Regions from separate parts of the Homo sapiens genome. Here region 1 is linked to region 2. A link is an interaction called in ENCODE POLR2A ChIA-PET data of the cell type or tissue named here. Cell type or tissue: IMR-90. All regions are shown on one strand. Each heading gives the region's core, and the rest is flanking DNA. Links, peaks and the distances in the headings are about the cores only.

Evidence for each region. ChIA-PET counts read pairs that join two places held together with the same protein. Peaks named below come from ENCODE experiments on the same cell type or tissue, not always from the same donor. Only the 100,000 strongest peaks of a DNase experiment are listed, where the experiment ranks them.
Region 1: POLR2A ChIA-PET joins it to region 2 with 5 read pairs; 2 of 35 experiments call an interaction of 5 or more read pairs at or near these places.

The regions. Positions count from the first base shown.
Region 1 is chr22:46,499,980-46,504,362 of GRCh38, forward strand. The region is part of intron 1 of CELSR1 (cadherin EGF LAG seven-pass G-type receptor 1); the gene reads right to left. Among named protein-coding and RNA genes, the nearest start is that of CELSR1, 35 kb to the right of the region's middle. RefSeq lists an enhancer at 365-1,339. In IMR-90, for the core only: no CTCF peak of the experiment used is centred there; a DNase peak (open chromatin) is centred at 1,892.
Region 2 is chr22:46,308,531-46,312,913 of GRCh38, forward strand. GTSE1 (G2 and S-phase expressed 1) reads left to right here. Exons shown (of 12, transcript NM_016426.7): 4 at 1-413; 5 at 3,611-3,775. Among named protein-coding and RNA genes, the nearest start is that of GTSE1, 14 kb to the left of the region's middle. In IMR-90, for the core only: no CTCF peak of the experiment used is centred there; no DNase peak of the experiment used is centred there.

The DNA of each region.
Region 1 (4,383 bases), core at 290-4,289, 190 kb after region 2:
AATGTCCATTTCCACCCCATGCCTGGCTCAAGGCTCAGCGGCGACCTCTCCCGCTTATCTTCCCAAACGGGTTGTTTTCTGTGAGTCCGGACTCTCTGCTCTGATCCCACCCCAGCCCCTGATCCTCCCAGCATGATCCCACCCCAGCCCCTGGTCCTCCCAGCATGATCCCACCCCAGCCCCTGGTCCTCCCAGCATGATCCCACCCCAGCCCCTGGTCCTCCCAGCATTGCTCAGCAGGAAAGCTGGGCTCACGGTGTCTGCAGGACTCAAGGAAGGGACATAACTGCGACAAAACCCTGGCGCCCGGTTTTCAGCACCGCGCTAGGTTTTAACTGCCTGCTGGAGATGACCTTTTATATGGAGCCGCTGACAGCCCCCTCCCCCATGGCGCAGAGATCACATTTACAGCGGTGGCGGTAACCATGGAAACTGGCAGTCGGTGCAGGAGGGCGAACGGTTGATGGGCAACCATGGGGACAATGGCAAGGCTCTGGGCTTATTCAGATGACTGGGGTGTGCTGAATGGGCTCTGAGCACAAAGGCCACTGGGAGCTCTGGGAGCTTCCAAAGGGGGCGTCAATGACACCCATAACTTGTCACAGAAGAACAGAGGCCCGAGCTAGCCCACACCTGTGTTTTTTGATCTCTGGGGGAGTTTACAACAATGACTCTGCAGGCCTTTTGTCAGATGCCATTTTTCTTACTTTATTATAATTATCTGGTCTGTTTTCTGGGTGACCTGGGAGCCTTTGACTGCAGTTTCAGAATGAAGCTCACCACCGTGTCCCCACAACTGGAGCTGCCCGGGAGGCCAGCAGCAGGTCAGGCCACTACATTGCGTCTCTCAGGCTCAGAACATCCCCCATCTGCGGGCAGAGCTGTCCTTGTAAGCACGCCCATGATGGGACCCGAAAATCAGCCCATTTACATGCCAAGTGCTGAGAACCCTGTTTCTAACACCCCTCCAGAGACCCAAAGATCTGAAATGTTAAGATGTTTCCACTAAGAAAAGTTTATTTATTTATTTATTTTATTTTATTTTTTATTTTATTTTATTTCATTTTTTATTGAGACAGAGTCTTGCTCTGTCACCCAGGCTAGAGTGCAATGGCATGATCTCAGCTCACCGCAACCTTCGCCTCCCGGGTTCAAGCAATTCTCCTGCCTCAGCCTCCCAGTAACTGGGCTTACAGGCACCCGCCATCATGCCCGGCTAATTTTTTTTTTTTTTTTTTTTTTTTTGAGACAGAGTCTCGCTCTGTTGCCCTGGCTGGAGTGCAGTGGTGTGATCTCGGCTCACTGTAACTTCCACCTCCCGATTCAAGCCATTCTCCTGCCTCAACCTCCAGAGTAGCTGGGATTACAGGCATGCACCACCACGCCGGGCTAATTTTTGTATTTTTAGTAGAGACGAGGTTTCACCATGTTGGCCAGGCTGGTCTCAAATTCCTGACCTCAGGTGATCCACCCGCCTCGACCTCCCAGAGTGCTGGTATTACAGGTGTGAGCCACCGCGCCCTGCCCCACTAAGAAAAGTTTTAAACAGACATTTAAATAAGCTAATAGGAGACCTTTTCGTGAAGTGGCATCTCATAGGAACCTACGGAAACACGCAAATATCCAGCCCTGAAAGCTGAAAACAAGCTGTGAGCCAAAACACTGTATGATGTGCTTTTTTTCCTTCAGTCAATGCAACAAAGATCTGAAATGTTATTTGTTTTTAAATGCCAAACATCACTCCCTTCAACACTGACATCTCAGATGAGCAATAGCAGAATGGATCTTTCCATGAACTCCAAGAGTAATTCCCCAAAAAGAATTCCCGAAGAGTTCCCCCGCTGGCACAGTCATGGGCTTCCTTGTCTTGAAGAGAAAACAAAGAAAAATCATCTGATCTGCACCCTCCAGGGAGTAATATGTGACTCACTTCATTCTGAAGGAGCAGAGGAAGCTCATTACATTTTTATAAACTACTCAGAAAACTGCCCTGTAGAAAACAGGGCTGGGCGTGGTGGTTCAGGCCTGTAACCCCAGCACCTTGGGAGGCCAAAGTAGGAGTATCCCTTGAGCCCAGGATTTTGAGACCAGTCCAGGCAATGTAGCAAGGCTCCATCTCCAGAAAAAATAAAGTAGCTGGGCACAGTGGCGCACAAGCCTGCAGTCCCAGCTACTCAGGAGGCTGAGGTGGGAGGATCACTTGAGCCCAGGAGGTCGGGGCTGCAGTGAGCTATGATTGTGCCACTGCACTCCAGCCTGGGTGACAGAGTGAGACCTCATCTCAAGAAAAGAAAGGGAAGGGAAGGGGAAGGGAGGGTGGGGAGGGGAGGAAGAGGGGAGGAAGAGGGGAGGGTAGGGAGGGGGAGAGGAGGTGGGGAAAGTTGGAGGAAAGGGGAAAGGGGAGGGAAGGGTAAAGTGGAAAGAAGAGGGAAGGGGAAAGGGGAGGGAAGGGGAGGGAAGGGTAAAGTGGAAAGAAGAGGGAAGGGGAAAGGGGAGGGAAGGGGAAGGAAAGGAGAAAGAGGAGGGAAGAGAGGGAGGGAAAGACGCAGAAAAGGAGGGAGGGAGAGAGGGACGTTATTGAGAAACTGGTGATCAAAGTCACTAGTGACAAAGCTGACTCTTCCGAAGCCCCAGTGGCATGGCCAATACTTTGCTTTGTGCTTTACAAATCCCTGTGAAATTGGTCTCACCACCCCACTGTCACATGGGGAAATCGAGATTCTCAGAAGCTGAGTGACAAACCTGAGGTCACCAGGCAAGTGACAGATGAACCCCATGATCATAGCCCCACACTCTCCTGACTCTCTCTAACTGTTCCCCCTTAACATTAACTATTAAACCACCGTGGCCAAAATCGGCAGCAAGGCGTTTTTAAAGAAGCATGCTCCGTAAGAGGTGGTACAGCCACTGCTGACCTTAACATAATTCCCGGGAGACAGCAAGCTGCACAAGAGTGTGCACCCCGGGAGCAGGTCCCCGCAGGCCACGGCACTCGGAGAGAAGATCAAAGGCTCGAGTTGGAAGTGCCCACTCCATGGGCAACTCCAGGACAGCCCCCCTTCTCCGTGCCCACCCTCTGCAGCAGCTTTGTCCCTTAACAGTCGGGGGAGGCTCTCTCCTGATGAGGTAAGTGGCCTCGGATGGCCTCAGATGGACAAGACTCAGCTTAGCTATAATCACAGGACAGGGACAGGACCTAAGACCCAAGCAGACTTGGAGCCCTTGGAATAGAGGCCAGCCCCCAGCAATCCAACCTGCCTCGCTCCAGCCAGGAGGGCAGCAGACCCTTTGCTGGGAGATTCAGCCTCTGCTTCCAGCGACCCTTTCATGCCAGACGCTACCAGGGCAGCTGAGAGGGTGCTGAGCACGCAGGACGGGAGCCACACCTGTACTTCCTTCTGTTTCCCAGCCTGGGTGCACTGATCTCCCCTCCCTGCCATCCCCATGGTGGTGAGGACACAGGGGAGGCCCCTACAGCCGTCCCCACTGTGACCACGGGAGGCTACTGAGACACAGGAAGAACCACATTCACTATGAACTCAACCAACTGCATCCAGCGAGAGGAAGCCAAGAGGCCCGAGGCCGGACCAGGCACTTCTTGATCCGCCCGTTCCTTCACTTAAGCCTCATGCAACCCTACGGGGTCAGTATTACTGTCCCTATTTTTAAAAACCGAAAACGGGGCCCAAAGAAGTTAAGCAAGTTGTCCAATGGCACACAGAAGCCACTAATGAACAAGACGGAGATCCCACAACAAAAAATATTTAAGGCTGGGTGCAGCGTCTCACGCCGGTAATCCCAGCACTTTGGGAGGCTGAGGCAGGAGAAACTGCTTAAGGCCAGGAGTTTGAGACCAGCCCTGGCAACACAGCAAGACCTCTGATAAAAACTAAAAAATTTTAAAAGTAGCCAGGTGTGGCGATGTGCATCCGTAGTCCCAGCTACTCAGGAGGCTGAGGCAGGAGGATGGCTTGAACCCAGGATTTGAGGTTACAGTGAGCTATGACAGTACCATGCACTCCGGCCTGGGCAACAGAGCAAGACCTTGTCTCAAGAAGAGAAAAAGAAAAACATAAACATTTAAGACCTACATGGCAAAAGAGACCATTGAGTTAAAATAAAATTCAAAATTATGAAAGATATTTGCAACAAGTTAAAAATTCAAAATAGTTAAAGAAATGTAAATCGATAAAAGATAAGCAATCTAACTGAAACTGCAGACTGGCAATTCACAGAAAAAACAGGAATGGCTGGCCAAGCGCAGTGGCTCACACCTATAATCCCAGCACTTTGGGAGGCCAAGGCAGGCGGATCACAAGGTCAGGAGTTTGAGATCAGCCTGGTCAATATGTTGAAACCCCATCTCTACTAAAAACACAAAAA
Region 2 (4,383 bases), core at 260-4,259:
GGAACCAGGCAGCCCAAGCTGCCAAGCCTGAAGACCCTCGGAGCCAGGGCGTGGAAAGATTCATACAGGAGTCAAAATTAAAAATAAACCTCTTTGAGAAAGAAAAGGAAATGAAGAAAAGCCCCACGTCTCTTAAAAGGGAGACATACTACCTGTCAGACAGCCCCTTGCTGGGGCCCCCTGTGGGTGAGCCTCGGCTCTTGGCCTCCTCCCCGGCCCTGCCCAGCTCTGGTGCCCAGGCCCGCCTCACCCGGGCGCCGGGGCCTCCGCACTCTGCTCATGCTTTGCCCAGGGAATCATGCACTGCTCATGCTGCAAGTCAGGCAGCGACTCAGAGGAAGCCCGGGACCAAATTGCTGCTGCCTCGAGCGGCCTCTGTTAGAGGAAGAAGCATCCCTGGGGCTGCGGAGAAGGTAAATGCCACAGCAGAGCGCCTGCCTGGGGAGCCCCCACTCCTTGCCCCTCAGCCCTCTCACAGAAGCCACATGCGGAAAGCCTCAGAGGTGGCGAGTCTCTGAGGCCTACAAAACACAGGAATGCGGAGTCCAGGAAAAGCAGTTGCCAATAGGGAGCTGATGTGGGGGTGGCTTGGATAAGTTGGGTTGACCTAATATTTCCTCCTAAATTCTGTCTGAAGTTGTTCCTTTTGTTTTGTTACAATGCTGGATATACCACACAGTAGGGATTTCATTTGCTTTAATAAGCAACCTCTTCCAAAAACTCCCCTCCTCTGCAATGGCTGCTAGTCAGCCTCCTTGACCGTGCCTCAGTTTACACTGCATTCCTCCTGGGCACTGAGTGAGGTGAGCTTTCCTGGGAGGTGGCAGTTGACAGGGGTGCCTTTGGGTGCAGTCTGCCTACTCTGGGACACTGAGGGTCCTGGAGGTCTGGGGGAAAGCTGGGTGTGAGCACAGGACTTGCTGCCAGGGCTGCCCGATCTGGCTCTTGCTCGGGAGAGGCCACAGAGAGGAAGACGGGGCGGGTGGGAGCCCCGGGGCCCACCCTGCAGCCCGTTCCCAGCTCTGCCCCCTCCCCTGGGCAGCACGTACAGAGGAATGACCCTGGGTGGGGCTGATAGGAGGTGCAGGCAAATGCAGAATGCTCAGCAAGGGCCCAGAAATTCCTTTACCCCCACCAAGCCCATCTCCTGAGCCACATGACTCCCTGTGGTGAGAGCCAAGGATGGAAGGCAGCCGAGGTGCAGCCGCCACGCCACACACTGCCCTTGACAAGGAGGTATGCCCGGCACTGCCACCCCCAACAGCTGGGGCCTGCAAACTCCTTTATTTGGAGCCCGTTTGGGATGTAGATTCCTACCGTGATGTTTCTAGAATGAGAGTGGGATGGGTCCTGCTGTGTGGAGCACACGTGGACTCGGGACAGGGATTGTGCATGTAGCACGCGTGGACTCGGGGAGAGAGGTGGTGTGATTTGGGCTGCTCCAGACCCATCGAAGTATCTCTTTTGATCTCCTGGTCCTGGGTGGTGAGCTGGGGTCCAGAGAGCTTGTTCCCAGTGGACAGGGCACTGTCCGCACAGCTGAGATGCACTCATGCACACGTGGGAGCCCCACCATGTCCTGCATGTTTCTCTGGGAGAAGTCACTTCTAGAGTGGCTCATGGCACATGCTCACTCCTGTGAGGAGTCATTAGCAATGGGTGGACCACTTGAGTGTAACACCTACTTACAAGTGTGCTTGACAGAGAACTGCTAGGATGCCTAAAGGAAGAAGAAAAAGAAAATAACAGGTGTTATTTTGAGGATGAGGATGTTGTGGAGGATGAGGAGAAGGCTGAGGATGTGGAGAAGCTGGAAGCTCACGCATTGCTGGTGGGACTGTGAAATGGGGCAGCTGTTGTGGAAACAGTTTGGCAGCTCCTCAAAAAAATAAATGTAGAGGGTCCCATGGGACCCAGCAATTCCACTCCTTAGTACACAGACCTGAGAGAATTGAAACCATATCCACAGAAAAATCCACATGCAGATGTTCGAAGCAGCATTATTCATAACAGCCAAAAAAGTAGGACCAACCCAGGCATCCAGCAAATGATGATTGGGTAACGAAAATGCAGTCTATCCAAACAATGGTTTATTTTTGGCAATAAAAAGAAACACTACTGGGCGTGGTAGCTCACACCTGTGATCACAGCACTTTGGGAAGCCAAGGTGGGCGAATCACCTGAGGTCAGGAGTTTGAGCCCAGCCCGGCCAACATGGTGAAACCCCGTCTCTACAAAAAAATACAAAAATTAGCCAAGTATGGTGGTGCACACCTGTAATCCCAGCTACTTGGGAGGCTGAGGCAGGAGAATCGCCTGAACCCAGGAGGTGGAGGTTGCAGTGAGCCAAGATGGCACCACTGAAAACATTTTGCTCAGTGAGAGAGGCCATAACAAAAGGTCCCATGTCGTATGGTTCCATTTATATGAAATGACTATGACAGGCCAATGACAGAGGCGTGGTTGAGTGCTTCCCTAGGTGGGGCTGGGGAGGATGAGGGAAAGGGGAGAACCGCTAATGGGTACAGGTTGTTTTTTTTTTTGTTTTGTTTTGTTTTGTTTCTGAGACAGAGTTTTGCTCTTGTTGCCGAGGCAGGAGTGCAATGGTGCAATCTCGGCTCACTGCATCCTCTGCCTCTCGGGTTCAAGCAGTCCTCCTGTCTCAGCCTCCCGAGTAGCTGGGATTACAGGCGCCCGCCACCACGCCCGGCTAATTTTTGTATTTTTAGTAGAGACAGGGTTTCATCATATTAGTCAGGCTGGTCTCAAACTCCTGGCCTCAGGTGATCTGCCCGCCTCGGCCTCACAAAGTGCTGGGATTACAGGCGTGAGCCACTGCACCCGGCCGAGTACAGGTTCTTTTTTGGGACACCACTATATTTTAAGATTAGCTTGTGCTGGTTGTACAACATAACAGATCTACTAAAAACCACTGAAGTATACTGTTTAAAATAGTGAATTTTATGTTATGAGAAGTATCTCAGTTTTTAGAAATGCTATAAAGGGAAAAAGTTACTGCTGCGTCTTTACCACTCTGAGCTTCTATTGCTGTTACCTTATTAACTCTCCTGTTATAAGGGGGCTATTTATGTAAGTATAAATTAGTTCCATGAATGCCCTTGTCCCTAAATATGTCAAGAACTTATTTTTTGACTCTGCTGGCCAAAGAAAATGGCTTTCAGTACTAGACCAAGAAGATTTATTGCAATTGAGCAGCTTCTCTGGTAGAGATGACCATTTAATGGATGAGTCCTTTCTGTACAGCATTTTAAAATTTGTGTAACTAGACCAGCTTTCTCATTATCATTCTTAAATAAGGATCCTGACTGGGGAATGGCTTTAGAGAACCTCTCTCCTATTAATGATCTGTGTAGGTATCATTTGATGCTGTTTTTAATGAGGAAGCAAAATCCATCATCACTTATGTCCATAGTGATTTGGTGGAGGATGCGAACTGCTTGCCCTGTTCCCTTCAATCTGGCTGATGAATGGAGGGGCATGTGTAGCACTGGGGAAGATGGGGCCTAGGCTCGCTCTGAATGGAAGCCTGAGTATCTCTGTACATTGTTAAGCACTAGACAGTTCTCACAGTTCAAATTAAAATTTTCAGCCCAAGAAAGAGATTCCAGCTAGTCCTTCCAGGACAAAAATCCCAGCTGAGAAGGAATCCCACCGGGATGTTCTCCCTGACAAACCTGCCCCGGGTGCTGTCAATGTGCCGGCCGCCGGAAGCCACTTGGGCCAGGGCAAGCGGGCGATCCCTGTTCCAAACAAGGTGAGTTGGCTGCTGGGGCCCAAACTTGTGGTTGCTGGGAATGAGGTGGCAGCTGTGTGTACAAGTGCTTTGGATTAAAATCCCAGCATTTTGGGAGGCCAAGGTGGGAGGATCACTTGAGCCCAGGAGTTCAAGACCAGCCTGAGCAACATGATGAAACCCATCTCTACAAAAAATACAAAAATTAGCTGGGCATGGTGGTGAGCAACGGCAGTCCCAGCTACTCAGGAGGCTGAGGTGGGATGATTGCTTGAGCCCAGGAGGTCGAGGCTGCAGTGAGTCATAATCACGCCACTGCACTCCAGGTTGGGTGACAGAATGAGACCCTGTCTCAAAAAAAAAAAAAAAAAAGAGGTGGAAAAGTTGAAAATACACCCACAAGAGGCAGCCTGCAAAATACATGCAAAGAATACTGGCTTCGCAGTGTGCACTGATGGCTAGCCTCTGCCCTGGGAGCTGTGTGGGTTGGGAAAAGTCAGCGTCTCGGAGCCCCAGTTTGTAGGTGGGGATATTCCGTTTCCCTCATGTAGAGTTCTTGAACAGATGACATGAGATGTTGATGTTTTGAAAACAGCAGCTGGGTGCAGTGGCTCACACATGTAATCTCA